2 separate regions of the Homo sapiens genome follow, and region 2 is linked to region 1. The links are chromatin loops, found by intact Hi-C in ENCODE. Cell type or tissue: heart left ventricle. All regions are shown on one strand. Each heading gives the region's core, and the rest is flanking DNA. Links, peaks and the distances in the headings are about the cores only. Region 1 has its middle 190 kb from the start of PART1. Region 2 overlaps DEPDC1B (DEP domain containing 1B).

Region 1 (8,586 bases), core at 262-8,261:
ACCCTAGAAGAAAATCTAGGCATTACCATTCAGGACATAGGTACAGGCAAAGATTTCATGATGAAAATGCCAAAAGCAATTGCAACAAAAGCAGAAATTGACAAATGGGATCTAATTAAACTAAAGAGCCCCTGCACAGCAAAAAAAAACTATCATCAGAGTGAACAGACAGCTTACAGAATGGGAGAAAATTTTTGCAATCTGTCCATCTGACAAAAGTCTAGTATCCAGAGTCTACAAGGAACTTAAACACATTTACAAGAAATAAACCAATGGCCCAATTAAAAAGTGGGCAAATGACATGAACAGACACTTTGCAAAAGAAAACATTCATGCAGCCAACAAGCATCTGAAAAAAAGCTCAGCATCACGTCATTAGAGAAATGCAAATCAAAACCACAATGAGATACTATCTCACACCAGTCAGGACAGCTGTGATTAAGAATAAAAAAAACAACAGATACTGGTAAAGTTGTAGAGAAAAAGGAATGCTTTTACACTGTTGGTGGGAGTGTAAATTGGTTCAACTGTTTTGGGAGACAGTGTGGCGATTCCTCAAAGACCTTGAGGCAGAAATACCATTTGAGCCAGATCCCATTACTGGCTATATACCCAAAGGAATATAAATCATTCTATTATAAAGATACATACATGTGTATGTTCATCACAGCACTATTTACAAAAGCAAAGACATGGAATCAACTTAAATGCCCACCAATGATAGACTGGATAAAGAAAATATGGAACATATACACCATGGAATGCTATGCAGCCATAAAAAAGGATGAGTTCATGTCCTTTGCAGGGACATGGTTGGAGTTGGAAGCCACTGTCCTCAGCAAACTAATGCAGGAACGGAAAACCAAACACCACAGGTTCTTACTTATAAGTGGGAGCTGTATGATGAGAACACATGGGCACATGGGGGAACAACACACACTGGGGCCTGTGGGGGTGGGGTGGCTTGTGGAGAGGGAGAGTATCAGGAATAATAGGTAATGTATACTGGGCTTAATACCTAGGTGGTGGGATGATCTGTGCAGCAACCACCATGGCACATGTTTACCTGTGTAACAAACCTGCACATCCTGCACATGTACCCTTGAACTTAAAAGTTGAAGGAAAAAACAAAAGAAGGATATGTTCTTAGTTTTCTATACCTATGAGCCAGTCAATTGGAAGTGAAAGCTGGGTATGCCAAGGAATAACTAAATTCCCTTTACGGTTTCAAAGTTAGAACCTATTTTTCTCTTAAGATTATGGAATTGATTATCCATTACTTTTGGTTTTAAAGGCTGTCTTCAATGGTTTTAGTGACAAGTTGGTCACAGCAGCATTACATGATTTTAGCCAGAAGCTATTTTGAACCTAAAATTCCTATCAGAAGGTTGAAAAAAAACCTAATTTTACTTTTATTTAGAGCTTGTGTGCTAATTATTTGATTTTTAAATTTCCGACTCCACTTGGAATGAAGACACAATCCAGTAGTTAATATTAAAGTATGAACTTTCAATTGTTTCCTTTCTTCCTTTTTTTTGAGATAAGAATCCCTCAAAAGAATAAGTGAAACAGAGACTTCAAAGTTCCGTGGTGACTGTTGAAATATAACAGAATCGCACTGTGTTTGAATTTACTGTGATATATTTCTAATGTCTTATATTTGGTATGTTTCTCTTGTTGTTATTGCTGACACAAACCAAAGAACAAGAATTTCTTTTATGCCACTGATTTGCAAAGGTCGTATAGAAAATGAAGGGTCAGATAATGGATGTTAATCATCCTCATTGATGGATACATTGACAGGAAAACATAATTGAATTGCACATATTAGTGGAAGATAAAAAACCATTTCACAAATCGTTCTTAGTAGAGAAAAAAATGATAGGAGAGCTAAAATTGATGTGAAAAACACAGAAGGAAGTTAAGGGATTAGAGTGGGAGGGAAATTAGTGAATATCTATTTGTGTGCATGATTGCATTTTTGAAATAATTAGTTGCCTAATTTGTGTATCCAAATATAGTAATTGTTTTTCCATAGTCATGACTTAAATATTCTCTGTGTGTAATTTTCAGTTGCATACATTTTTTTGCAGAATCAAATTGCAGAGGAATACATTCATTTGAAATTTCTCTAGGGATGTGTTTATAACCCATTTTGGAAAGAGTAGAAAGATTTTTTTTCTCTTCCAAATGGCTATGAAGGTGGATAACTTCTCTGATCTTTTAGTAAACACTTTTATGTTAGTTGAATGGTATGCAGTTAGTCATAAACAGGAGAGATTGAGGAAAAATAACATGCTTAATGCAAATAAATTTTCTGTACCTGATAAGTTAATTGGAATTTTTTCCTGTAATCTTTTTTTTTTTTATTTTTCTGGTAGATGCTTGTTGATTTAAGGTAAGATAGAAAAGAATCATCAAACTATATGTAAACCACAGCCAAATGATGAATTCATAGTTTTTGCTCAAGTAGAGGGATTATCTGAAAGTACAAAAAGAATTTGATAATTGAGAAATACATTATTTTGAATGCACATTTGAAGTAGCTAAAAATTCTACGCCACAGCTGAATGCACTGGCAGTTTGTTAATCACATCCATAAACATGAGTCTTCTACAATTGGAGTGGGCCCCACACTTGGAACATCTTGAAGATGTTTCTTCTTTGGCTGTGCTAAATTAAGCATGCAAAGAAGTTATATTGTGTTAACATTTCCACAATGAAATCTTATTGGCACTTCCTGTATAAGTGGCTGGGAATAGAAATTCTCATTTATGAATCAAAACACTTTGCCTTTTTATTTGGAGGTCAACCTACTAACCTTTGGTTATAGGATAATACCAGCAATTTTATTATAAAGTGTATTTCAGTAATTGGAACTGTGTTTTGATTATACAATTGGATAGAATGTATAATAAAATGAAATGAAAGAAATTTCTCCCAGAAGATTGAGTTAAAAATGTTTTGGTGATGAAATTGAGATGATGTCCAGATTTATAGCATGTTTGGTAACCATAACATACTTCTCGATATATTGAATTCCATGTAAATGCTTATTTCTTCAAACCCTTTAAATTTCAGAGTATTTTCTCCCTTCTGTTATTAATCAGTTCTATTCATAGTGGATCTTAGAAAATTATCCAGTGATTAATATTTCTCCATATTTGTAGCTTTCATTACTTTATATTTCTGTTTTTGCCTAGGCTCCTTGTTACCAGCCTGTTCTAATGTCACAAAACTTGGCAAACCCTACCCAAGAAGGGTAAGGTTTAGTATCTATGAATTTTGAAAATACTTGATGAGAAAAGTTGCTTTTAAATTATTTTGAATCTTATTAATACCAAAAATATTTGAAAAAGAGAAGCAGGTACATTTTTCCAATATTCAAATTTCATTCAATGTATAAATACTCAAACCTTTTTTTATAAATTATACTTTAAGTTCTGGGATACATGGGCAGAACGTGCAGGCTTGTTACATAGGTATACATGTGCCATGGTGGTTTGCTGCACCCATCAACCCATCATCTACATTAGGTATTTCTCCTAATGCCATCCCTCCCCTTGCCCCCCACCTCCCGACAGGCCCTGGTGTGTGATGTTCCCCTCCCTGTGCCCATATGTTCTCACTGTTCAACTCCCACTTATGAGTGAGAACATGTGGTGTTTGGTTTTCTGTTCCTGTATTAGTTTGCTGAGAATGATGGTTTCCAGCTTCATCCATGTCCCTGCAAAGGACATGAACTCATTCTTTTTTATGGTGGCGTAGTATTCCATGGTATATGTGCCACATTTTCTTTATCCAGTCTAATATTGATGGGCATTTGGGTTGGTTCTAAATCTTTGCTGTTGTGAAAAGTGCTGCAATAAACATATACGTGCATGTGTCTTTTGCAATAGCATGAGGGAAGGAGATTGGAAAACATTGACTCATTGTACAATTTAAATACGCCAACTTTGTCAACTTTTATTACAACTGGAAAGCACTTATGGTACTTATTAGAAAGAAAGTGTGTGTGGATACGTATGTGTGTAAAAATATGGCTCTTCTTAAAAGGAGGCTTACCCAGTCATTTTTTTTTGAATAATAGCTGCATTGGAGGTAAGAAGGTACCTCAAGACATTTTCTCTAATTGTGCAGGAAAAAACAAATAAAGGAGATGAAGACTAGGCTGCTGTCATTCTGTGCCATCTCTGACATCTATGGAAAGCCTAGAGGCCCAAGAATACTTCCTCCCCAGGGTGCTATTGCAGTATCTTCAGGGTCCTGAGTCTGAATGTTCCTATTTTATGTAAGCATTGTACCCAGAAGAATGGGTCAGAACCTCTCCTATGGTCTGAATGTTTGTGTCCCTCCAAAATTCATATGTTGAAGTCCTCACCTCCAAGGTGATTGTATTAGGAGTTGAGGCCTCTAGGGGGTGTTTAGGTGATCCTCATGAATAGGACTGGTGCTCTTATAAAAGAGGCCCTAGGGATCTCCGTTAACTCTTCCACCATGTGAGGACACCGTGAGAAGGTGCCATCTATGATGAAGCTGGCCCTTATTAGACATCAAATTCTCTGGTTCCTTGATCTTGGACTTCCCAGTCTACAGAATGTGAGAAATAAATTACTGTTGTTTATAAGCCATTGTGTTTGTGGCATTTTGTTTATGGCAGCCCAGGTGGACTAAGACAGCCTTTTAATAGGCAAGGGGATCTAAAGACATAGGTGAACCAAGCAAGTCAGTCTGCAGCTCAGAAAACTCAAGTCCCCATTCAGGCAGCTGCCTGATGATGTTAGCTGTAATCTCCTGTGTTTGTGCCTGACTTGCTGCCTCAGTTTAGCTCAGTGGTTCTCAACTGGGGGCAACTTTGACCATAGGGACATTAGGCAACGTCTGGAGACATTGTCACAGCTAGAGGAAGGGTGCTACTGCCATCTAGTTGGTAGAAGCCAGGGTTGCTGCTAAACATCCTGCAGTGCACGGGACAGCACCTCCTCCCATCCCAGCAAGGAGTCATCTGTAGGAATATTTGATAAAAGCCATCTACATAAAAGCCCAACAGCTCACATCATAATTAAAGATGAAAGACTGCTTTTCCCATAAGATTGGGAACAAGGTAGTAATGACTGTTCTCAAATCTCTATTCAACATTTTACTGAAGGTCTTAGCAACAGTGCAAGAAGAATAATTAAAACTCATACAATTTGCAAAGCAAGAAGTAAAGCAGCTTTTATTCACGTATGACATAAACAGATACTTAAATAACCATAAGGAATAGCTTCCATAAAGGGGACTTGAACCAATAAGTGAGTTTAGAAAGGTCTCAGTATCTCAGTCAATACAAATTTAATCATGTTTATAAATACAATGGACAATTAAAACTAAATATTTAAACATTTCATTTCTTATAATGCCAGAAAATAGAAAATACTTAGTAGCAAATTTAATGAAATATGTGCACAATTCTTATACTGAAAACTATAATTTACCAAGATAAATTTAAGAAGACTTCAATAAATGGAGAGATATACTTTGCTCATTGATCAGAAGACTCAATAACAATTTAGGATATTAATTTTTCCTGAATTAATCTATATATTCAAATTTATCTTAATCTTCATCACAATGGCTTTTATTTTATAGGAATTGACAAGCTTATTCTAAAATTTATATGGGAGAGTAAAGAAGGTAGAATAGTCAGAATAATCTTGAAAAACAACAGCAATTCTACCTGACTCTATAAAATATAGTTGTATTATAACTGTAAAAATACAGTTGTATTAAAGATTATGAGGTTTTGACATAAGGATAGACAAATAAATGAAGGAAATAAAAGAGTCCAGAAATAGACACACATTTATAAAGTAAATTGATTTTTTTCAAGACACCAAAGCAATTAAATAAAGGAATGGAGAGGCTTATTTATAAATGAAATTGGAATAAATTGATATCCATATGGGAAAAAAATAAATTTTCACTCCCTAAATTCACACCTCAGACAAAAATCAATTCAAGATGGATTGGAGACCTAAAAGCAAAGGTAAAACTCTGATACTTCAAGAACAGAACATGACAGGATTCAGAAAATTATAACCCTCAAAATTGGTAAATTAGACTGCTCATCAAAAGACATACGTAAATGAGTAAGAGAGCCACTAACAGGACAAAAATATTTGTAAAACATATCTGACAAAGGACTTTAATCAATATCACATAAAGCACATCTACATTAATAAGATAAAGACCAAAGAAAATAGCTCAATAAAAATGGGCAAAGCATTTCAAGGGACACTTTACAAAAGTAAATATACAAATGGCCAATGAACACAGTAAAGAGTGCTCCACATCTTTAGGCTTCAGCTAAATGCATTTACAACCACAAAGAAATACCACCACACATCCACTAGAAAGGACAAAATTAAAAAGGTTGAAAACACCAAATACTGGTGAGGAGTTAGAACCACTGAACTCTTACACTTGTTGATAGGAAAATTAAATGTTGTAACTACTTTGAAAAATGTTTTGCAGATAATAAAATGTTACTTTCACCTACCCTTTGACCTAGCAATTCCACTCCTATTGTTTACCCAGAAGCAAATTTTATGTTACACATAAAAAATTATATCATACATAAATACTTGTTAAAATATTCATAAACCCACATATTCATAAACCCACATATTAATCAAAAGAGAATCAATAAACAAATTTTGTCACAGTTATACAATGGAGTATTACTCCGCAACAAAAATGAATGAACTACTGATACCTGCAACAAAATGAGTGACTCTCACAGACAAAATGCTGAGTCAAGGAATCGAGACAAAAAGGAATACATGTGGTATGATTCCATTTCTAGGAAGTTCTAGAACAAAACTTAGGTTAGAAAAAGGGAAAAAGGTTAGCCTCTGAAAGGGAAGACTGACCAGAGAGATGAGAGAACTTTCTAGGGAGATGGAAATGTTCTGTATCATAAGGATGTGGGTTACATCTTTTTTTTGTTTGTTTGTTTGTTTTGAGACAGAGTCTCGCTCTGTTACCCAGGCTGGAGTGCAGTGGCGCCGTCTCTGCTCACTGCAACCTCCGCCTCTCAGGTTCAAGCGATTCTCCTGCCTCAGCCTCCCGAGTAGCTGGGACTATAGGCGTGTGCCACCATGCTAGGCGAATTTTTTGTATTTTTAGTAGAGATGGGGTTTCACCGTGTTAGCCAGGATGGTCTTGATCTCCTGACCTTGTGATCGCCTCCCAAAATGCTGGGATTACAGGCATGAGTGCCCGGCCGCGTTACATCTTTTTAAGTATTTTAAGTAAATTGGTAGTCAGTGTTCAGGAATCCTTCTAATGACTCTTCAACAGGGGTGGCTTATGAAATAGTTCATCAATTTTTTTTTCTGATAAGGGGAGGTTGAGGCAGGAGGATTGCTTGAACTTGGGGGGGCAGAGGTTTCAGTGAGCCGAGATCATAACACTTCACTCTAGCGTGGGTGAAAGAGTGAAACTGTCTCAAAAAAAAAAGGGGGGAATTTACACTCTTGAAAATAAATATTTCATAAGGAAACTTTAGAGTTCTCCAATATACATGATCAAACAAGGACCTGTTACCATTTTGGACCATGTCATAATAGAGAGGAGATAGTTCAAAATTAGTCATATGTTCCAACAACAACATGATTATGGAAACTAGTCTTAGAATTGAGAGTAATTGAAGTTTTTGTTTTTACTGGTATTAATAAATGGTATTACTCAATTCGTTGACAGTACCAGTCTCTGCAATATCTTTTGTTGGGGAAGGGGGAGAGGACCTGTTCGTCTAATTAGAAACACATCTACATTTTAAGAATAAAATATTTTACATATACTTTTTGTTATTAAATCTGCAAACTCTAGAATTGGAAGAAATAGCCTTCATAACTCTTCACTGCAAAAGTTATGAATGTTTGATAGAATTAATTAAAGCATTCAGTAGAATTAGACTTGTTTGGAAGGACTGTAGGATCTTTGGCAAGAAGTGTGTTTTATATTGTTTCAGATGTATACCATTTTCTCTTAAGGTTTACAAGTTAATCAATAAAGATTCTTGGCAGAGCTAAGTACAAAAGAACAATATGTATTTCGCATACCAAATGGATCTAAGTCTTAAGTGTTATTTGATGTCTCGAAATGTTTGGCTTTCAACTTTGTTTAAATGAATAGTGTGTATACAGTGAAGACAGGCTTTACTTAGCCATGCCTAGACCCTCTGTGGATTCTCTCATAATCCTCAGTTATTGTAAACCATACTTAGTGAGACCAAAAGGATATTTTGTTTTGGCTGCATGGTATTATTGGAAAACGGTAAAAATTTTATTCTTTAAATAATGTGTTTTTCTATTCAGAAAAATAATGTCTATAGAGATAGTTATTTCAAAATGTAGTTTTCAATATGCACTTGTGGGTATGAACATGAACAAACACATGCAGACACACAGAGTCTGACGTTATATCTAGAATGTTGAATCCTACTTTTCTACTTAACAGGAATGTTTCCCTATGTAACGAAAAAGTCTGTATAATGTGTCTCTATTATGTGTATTATATGAATTATATATCCTAATTTAC
Region 2 (8,586 bases), core at 492-8,491, 350 kb before region 1:
AGCATTTGACAAAATCCAGCATCACTTTATGATTGAAATCTTCAGCAAAATCAGCCTAGAGGGGATGTACCTTAAGGTAATAAAAGCCATCTATGACATACCCACAGCCAACACTATACTGAACAGGGAAAAGTGGAAAGCATTCCCCCTGAGAACTGGAAAAAGACAAGGATGCTGACTTTCACCACTTCTATTCAACATAGTACTGGAAGTCCTAGTTGGAGCAAGCAGAGAAGAGAAAGAAATAAAGGCATCCAAATTGGTAAAGCGGAAGTCAAACTGTCACTGTTTCTTGATGATATGATCGTATACATAGAAAACCTTAAAGACTCATCCAAAAAGCTCCTGGAACTGATCAATGAATTCAGTAAAGTTTCAGGATACAAAATTAATGTACACAAATCAGTAGCACTGCTATAACCCAACAGTGACCAAGCTGAGAATCAAATCAATAACTCAATTCCTTTTACAATAGTACCCCCCACCAAAAAAAAAGAAAAAAAAAACACCAAAAAACTTAGGGAATATACCTAATCAAGAAGGGGAAAGATCTCTACAAAGAAAACTACAAAACACTGCTGAAAGAAATCATAGATGACACAAACAAATGGAACACATTCCATGCTCAGGGATGGGTAGAATTAACATTGTAAAAATGACTGTACTACCAAAAGCAATCTACAAATTCAATGCAATTCCCATTAATATACCACCATCATTCTTCACAGAACTAGTAAAAACAATCCTAAAATTTATGTGTAACCAAAAAAGAGCCCACATAGCCAAAGCAAGGCTAAGCAAAAAGAACAAATCTGGAAGTATTACATTGCCTGACTTCAAGCTATGCTATAAACCTATAGTCACCAAAACAGCATGGTATTGCTGTGAAAATAGGCACATAGAGCAATGGAACAGAATAGAGAACCCAGAAATAAAGTGAAATACTTACAGCCAACTGATCTTCAACAAAGCAAAGAAAAACATAAAGTGGGGAAAGGACACCCTATTCAACAAATGGTGCTGGGATAATTGGCAAGCCACATGTAGGAGAGTGAATCTGGATCCTCATCTCTCACCTTATGCAAAAATCAACTCAAGATGGATTAAAGACTTAAATATAAGACCTGAAATCATAAAAATCGCAGAACATCAGAAAAACCCTTCTAGATATTGGCTTAGACAAAGACTTCATGACCAAGAACCCAAAAGTAAATGCAACAAAACAAAGACAAATAAATAAATAGATGGGACTTAATTAAACTAAAAAGCTTCTGCATAGCAAAAGAAATAATCAGCAGAGTAAACAAATAACCCACAGAGTAGGAGAAAAATGTTCACAAAGTACGCACCTGACAAAGGACTAATATCCACAATGTACGAGGAACTCAATCAAACCAGCAAGATAACAACAAACAATCCTTTCAAAAAGTGGGCTAAGGACATGAGTAGACAATTCTCAAAAAAAGATATGCGAATGGCCCACAAACACATGAAAAAATGGTCAACATTACTAACGATGAGGGAAATGCAAATCAAAACCGCAATGTGATACCACTGTACTCCTGCAAGAATGACCATTAAAAATAAAAAGATGTTGAAATGGATGTGGCAAAAAAGGAACACGTTTAGACTGCTGGTGGGAATGTAAACTAGTACAACTATGGAAAACAGTGTGGATGGAGATTCCTTAAAGAACTTAAAGTAAATCTGCCATTTGATCCAGCAATCCCACAACTGGGTATCGACCCAGAGGAAAGGAAGTCATTATACGAAAAAGACACTTGCACACACATGTTTATAGCAGCACAATTTGCAGTTGCAAAAATATGGAACCAGCCCAAATGCCCATTAATCAATGAGTGGATAAAGAAAATATGGTGTGTATAAATATACACCATAGAATACTACTCCACCATAAAAAGGAACAAAATAATGACATTTGCAGCAATCTGGATGAAATTGGAGACCATTATTCTAAGTGAAGTAACTCAGGAATAAAAAACCAAACATTGCGTGTCCTCACTTATAAGTGGGAGCTAAGCTATGAGGATGCAAAGGCATAAGAATGATATGATAGACTTTAGGGACTTGGGGAATGGGTGGGAGGGTGATGAGGGATAAAAGACTATACATTGGTTACAGTATACACTGCTCGGGTGATGGGTGCACCAAAATCTCAGAAATCATCACTGAAGAACTTATTCATGTAACCAAACACCACCTGTCCCTCAAGACTTATTGAAATAATAAATAAATAAAAAGGATTCTACAAAAAAGAAACCTTATAAACTGAGTTCCTAGCCATGATGGGATAGGGGGTTGGACAAGCCTCAGTATGTCCCTTCCTTAGTAACCTTTAACCAGATTTCTTTCCTAAGAAATAAACAGAAACCAGCTCTGGAGAACAAGAAACAGATGACTCATTGCTTTATCATCTTAAGCCAATCATCTGAGGCTGTGACTGGACTCTTCCTACTTTTTTTGCAATTTCACAATACATCCCTTGCTAAAAACTGACCACCATCTCCAGACCGGTTTTGGCTGACTGGTGGAGGATACACGGTGATGGTTTTGTGTCCTCTGCTTCATCTTTTGACATCAGTGGGCTGAAAACTCCATTTTCAGATCATGCTAATGCCACCATTTTTTGAACATGCAACCCATGAAAGGTGCATGAAGCGCAATTGCACATGTGCATATTTCTTCTTTCATAAATATTCATGACTCTTCCTTTAGCTTATTAAATATGCATATTTGGCTACCTCACTCAGCATAAATTCCTGTTCCCTTTACCCCTCCCTCAAAGTGCTTGCTCTCAGCTGCTGTTGGAGGCTTTGTTTCCCATCCTGTGGGATGGCCAGCATACAGGCTGAAACCCTTTATGAGAAATAAAGCTCTTCTTTTCAAATTTATCCACCTCATCATTCTTAAATTGGCACAATCCACACCTGGTTATTGCAGCTGTTATAAAAGAAACCAGTTGTCATTTTCATCATTCATCCTGGGAAATTTGTTCACCAGATCCACCTTTTCTAGTTTCCCTATTACCACAGGTGACAGTTGTACTGAAATTTATGCCACTGTGCAACACAGATTTTTTTCTCCACCTTCCATACTGTTTCACAACAACTTCCTTACTGTTCTTTCAACCTCTATTAAGAAGTCCATCTGAGGCCCTTCATGCATCCATTTCACTGCCCGATCCTGTTGCAGATACCACACATTTCTTTTCTAGTTATCTGTTGTGTAATAAAACTATGTCAAACTTACTGGATTAAAATAACCATTGTAGTTTTTTTTAGTTTTTTTTTTGTTTTTTTTGTTTTTTTTTTAGGTGGAGTCTCTCTCTGTTGCCCAGTCTGAAGTGGTGCAGTGGTGCAATTTCAGCTCACTGCAACCTCCGCCTCCTGGGTTCAGGCAATTCTCCTGTCTTTGCCTTCCGAGTAGCTGGAATTACAGGCACACGCCACCATGCACGGCTAATTTTTGTATTTTTAGTAGAGACGAGATTTCACGATGTTGGCCAGGCTGGTCTCGAATTCCTGACCTCAGACAATCCACCCACCCTGGTCTCCCAAAGTGCTGGGATTACAGGTGTGAGCCACTGTGCCGGCCCATTGTAGTTTTTACATAATTGTGTGGATCAGGAATTTTGGAAGGTTGCTTAGGTGGGCATCAGCTGCGGCTGCTGAGGCTAGAGAATCCACCTCCAGGAATATTTGTTTATTTGCAGATCTGGAATTTTGGTGCTCCTTTACCTCAGTTTATTTCCTTGCAGTATCTCATCTTCTAGGGCCTCTTCCTGTTGCTTAGGTATTTGACAACATGGTGGGCTCACGGTAGTCATACTTCTTATAAGATGGCTGGTTTCCAAGAGGGAGCTTCATAATAATGAGTTATACAAGAGTGAGAGTTTCAAGAGGCAGGAAGAGAGTTCTAGCCAGTTAGGCTAGTGCTTCTTCCTTATTGTATTTATCAAAGCAGTTAGACAGGGCTCACCTAGACTTGAAGAGGGTAGAGAAAGACATTCTGCCTCTTGATACAGTAGTGGCAAGATCATATTGCAAAAGAGCATATGGTTAGGAGGTATGATTGTAAACACCTTTGGAAATATGGCAGGCTGAACCGGGATGCAATTTCATTTTTCCCAAATGGATAACCAGTTGGCTCAGTACTATTTATTGAACAGTCCATACTTTCCCACTGATCTGTAATGTCTGCTCTATCATAAATCATGTTTCTAAAGAGTAGTGTGTATTTGTTTTGAATTGTCTTTGTTTAGGCCCATGATTCGCAACTGGGGGCCATTTTGCGGAAGACATTTGGCAATGTCTGGAGAAATGTTTTGTTGTCACAACAGGTGTGTGTGTTGTGTGTAGGGTGCTACTAACATCCAGTGAGTAGAGGCCAGGGATGCTTTGCACTTAGCAGCATCCCCCAGTGCACAGGACAGCTCCCCACAACAAAGAACTATCCGGCCCTAAATGTCAACAGTGCGGAGCTTGAGGAACTATGGTCTCTGCCATCAGTATTGCCGTATTATGTTAGCCTTGATATCTGATAGGACAAGTCACCTCACTTTGTTTTTCTTCTTTAAGAATGTCTTATTTTTGGGCCTTTGCATTTTCATATAAATTTTAGAATCAGTTGATCATGTTTCTTATTTTTTTACTTTAGAGATGGGGGTCTTGCTTTATTGCCCAGGCTGGTCTTGAACTCCTGGCTTCAAGTGATCCTCTCATCTCAGCTTCCCGAGTAGCTGGGACTACAAGTGTAAGCCACCGTGCCTGGTTTGGAATAAGTTTATGATGTTTCATAAAAATTTTTATATTAATATTTTTATTAAATTTTCTTTGTAACTATGTATCTTCATGGGGGAAAATTAACATTGTATGATATGGAATCTTATTCACCAAGCTGCGCACAGTGGCAACTACTTGTAATCCCAGCTACTTGGGAGGCTGAAACAGAAGGACAGGAGGATTGCTTGAACCTGAGTTTAAGAAAGAATCTTATTCACCAGCATAATATAGCTATCAATTTAGTTCTTCTTTAATGTCTTTCAATAAAATTTTATAGTTTTCTTTCTTTTTAGGGGGGCACACTGTCTTTTTTTTGTGTAAAAATTTTATAATTTTCTTAATAAAAGGCTTGCAAATCCTTTGTGTAAGATGGTTTGTTCTCTTGGCCAGTTGTGAGGCTTTTAAATTAGTTGCTTTCCTCTTTTGAGCCTTAATTTCTCTGAGTGAAAAATGTGGCATTTGAACTGGATCATCTTTAACAGGTGAAATATTACATTATTAAAATATTAGGATTAAATTGCTAACTTTCAATGCCCGAAATAGAAGTACTCCACTGGAGGGAGCTCTTCTGCATTTTTTCTCAGACAAAGTTGTCAGACTGCTGTGAAAATAGATAGCACACCTTCTATTGGTAACTGCAGATATTACTGACAGCAAAGATCTCATCTTCTTAGTGTGGAGGAAAAAGGTGATTTCCTGGTATTTCTTCAGTCACAGTTTTGCATGTAACAAATTCTGTTTTGGTCTTTGGAAGATACTACTTTTTTCTGGTTATGGGAATATAAGAAGCATCTTTTTGAACTTAGGAGAAAATTTATGGGTCATCCAATTTAATTCCTTCATTTGACAAATAAATAAATTATTATTTAGAGAGACTTATACTTTCCAAAAGACACATAGAGAGTTTGTGAGAAAGCCTGGAATTCAGGTCCAAAAATTTTTATGCCATAGTCGAGGGAATGAAGTGGGAGAATAAACAGAGGGCATTAGTGGTGGGATGGGAGTAGGGATTGCGTTTAGTTTTGAATGAACTGAGAAGTGGGTGATCTGTGAACTCCGGCAATTACATTCAATATCCTACCTGTATGTGAGCATATGTGCACATACATATGCATAAATGCTGTACTTTGTCTGGAAATGGGCATTTGTTGGGATTGTTGACTTGTAGGAAATAAAATTGGACTTTTATAAGCCACCCTTTATTTATAAAGAAAGATGCTTTGGCTATAGAGATTCATTTAGTTTATATTTTGGAATCTTTTGGGAACACCTGCCTTGGTAACTTGATTACCAAACTTTAAACTATCTTTAACTTAATTTACTGATTTCCAGAACTCTCTTTTTTTAACTGACCCAAAACTGATGTTTAAAATAGTTATTGGATATTCTTTTCAGAAAAGATGAAATGCAACTTTTCTCCACTTGTCATTCCTTTTCAAATCTATTGCGACTGTTTTTGAAATGTTTCTCTATTTGAAGATGAGAAATCATAGTTTTCCTCAACCTTCAGAAGTTCATACTTGGGACATATTCCTGCAAGAAAAGACAGATTAACAAGAGAAAAACAAGCAAGTTTGTTAATGTGTGCAGTGCACATCCCGTGGGAGAAAAATAACTAGATGCAGTGCCTTAGAGTCCCAGCTTATATGGTCTTCAACAAAGAGCAATAAATTTTAGAGAAGCGTCAGGACACATGAAAGCAGTTTAAGGCTTCCAAAGGCAGGAAGGTGTGGGAAGGTAAATTTATGGGGAAACTAATGAAGTCTGCTTAGATGCCTCTGGTGTAGTCTCTAAGCTGATAAAGGTTGTAAAGGAGAATTTACCTACTGTTTTGAGGCAGGAAAGAGGGAAAGATAGACTTTTTGTATTTATATTAATAATACTCTGCTCTTAGGCAAACAGAGGAAAGACAAAGCACTTTTCCATATTTGCTTCAAATGGCCTTTAGCCCCAAAAAATTATGTCAAAGAGGAATGTTTTGAGGTGACACATTCTGTTTCCTTCAGTACTCTCGTTGGTGAGTCTCCAGATTCACCTTCATATAAACTTCCCTTGAACACTATAGACATTTTATAATTCTTTATTTCTGCATTTGCTTTGAGATAAGGTCTTTAGTTATTTGTATGATTTTTTTCTGTGGATAACATGGGTAAGATTTTTAAGCTGTTTTTTTGGCTTAAGTAAATAAAAAGTCAAAATAAAAGTCAACAACCCGCTGCCTTTTATGTCAACATTAAGAACTAGAGTTCTTACATTGCTTTTGCAGTGCAATGTAATGCATTGTATCCTTTTCTAACAAGACTGCAGAAAAATATTATCTGATAAAAAATATGTATTCAATCACCTTTCTTTTCTTTATCAGGTATGGTATAGAGCAGTTTAAAAAATTAAAATTTATGTAATTATTGTATAAATATTGTACAAATTATTGTATAAATTTTCAGATACACCAAAGTGGAGACTATTGTTAAAATATCTGTGTCTCCCACTGACTGCAGTAATAGAGAATTTCTTCTTGGGTTTTAGATTTCCTCCTTCTTCACCCCTGAAACCATATCCAAAGAAGCCCCCAAACCAAAAGGATGTTATTAAATTTCCAGAATGGAATGATCTCCCACCAGGCACTTCACAAGAGAACATCCCAGTGAGGCCAGTTGTGATGGTAAGTGCCATGACTGAAAGATGGAAGGGCTGGCAGCAGGGAGAATCATCCATGAACTCCTAGGCTTGGTCTTTCTGTGGTCCTTTATGAACAATAATTTAAAGGTACTTTAAAACAAAATTGTACCTGCCAACAGCTGGGAGACCAGTAACAAGGAAAGAATGACTCTTGCAGTTTTTCACTCTTGCATGTAAATAGTTGTTGTACTGTATTGTTTAGGGCAGCAGTCCCCAACCTTTTTGGCACCAGCGATGGGTTTCATGGAAGACAATTTCTCCATGGACCAGGGCTGCTGGGGTGGGGGTGGGGGTGGTTTCGGGATGATTCAAGTGCATTACATTTATTGTGCATTTTATTTATATTATTATTACATTTTAATATATAATGAGATAATTATGCTACTCACCATAATATAGAATCAGTGGGAGCCCTGAGCTTGTTTTCCTGTAACTAGATGGTCCCATCTGGGGATGATGGGAGACAATGACAGATCATCAGGCATTAGATTCTCATAAGGAGCACACAACTTAGATCCCCCAGATGCACAGTTCACAAAAGGGTTCACGCTCCTATGAGAATCTAATGCGGCCGATCTGACAGGAGGTAGAACTCAGGCAGTATGTGAACAACAGGGAGCTGCTGTAAATACAGATGAAGCTTCACTCACTTGCCCAACGCTTACCTCCTCCTGTGCAGCCTGGTTCCTTATAGGCTATGGACTGATACCAGTCTGTGGCCTGTGGGTTGAGGACACCTCGTTCAGGGAATAACAAGAAGAAGAAAATGCTACATGTTCAGTACAGATGCAACCATCCATTTTTTTCCTCTGAATATTTTCAATCTGTGGTTGGTTGAATCCATAGATGCAGAACCCATAAATACAAAGAGTCAATTGTATATGGCAGCTGTTTTTATATGTTCAGACTGAGCAGGTTTCTGTTAAAACTCTCTTGTAATCCCCTTTTCCTGTACATTCTATAACTTACTACTCTTCTTCCTCTTTGTCTCTTCCTCCTAAACTGTTATTATTGCCAGTTGAGGGTAAGAAGGTTAGGATGTGGAATATTGTGTACTAGCCCCTGACCAAATATATAAGCAAAGGTAGATTCTTCTAGTCTTAGA

What was found. Hi-C counts contacts between places; a loop is a spot of excess contacts. Peaks named below come from ENCODE experiments on the same cell type or tissue, not always from the same donor. Only the 100,000 strongest peaks of a DNase experiment are listed, where the experiment ranks them.
Region 2: it touches region 1 in a loop (2.6-fold over the local background); 17 of 110 quality-filtered maps call a loop at or near these places.

The regions. Positions count from the first base shown.
Region 1 is chr5:60,291,933-60,300,518 of GRCh38, reverse strand. It overlaps a transcript of PDE4D not described here. Among named protein-coding and RNA genes, the nearest start is that of PART1, 190 kb to the left of the region's middle. In heart left ventricle, for the core only: a CTCF peak has its summit at 4,931; no DNase peak of the experiment used is centred there.
Region 2 is chr5:60,646,276-60,654,861 of GRCh38, reverse strand. It overlaps DEPDC1B (DEP domain containing 1B), which reads left to right. Exons shown (of 11, transcript NM_018369.3): 3 at 7,329-7,464. Among named protein-coding and RNA genes, the nearest start is that of DEPDC1B, 50 kb to the left of the region's middle. RefSeq lists a silencer at 2,466-2,760. In heart left ventricle, for the core only: a CTCF peak has its summit at 5,353 (motif pointing right); no DNase peak of the experiment used is centred there.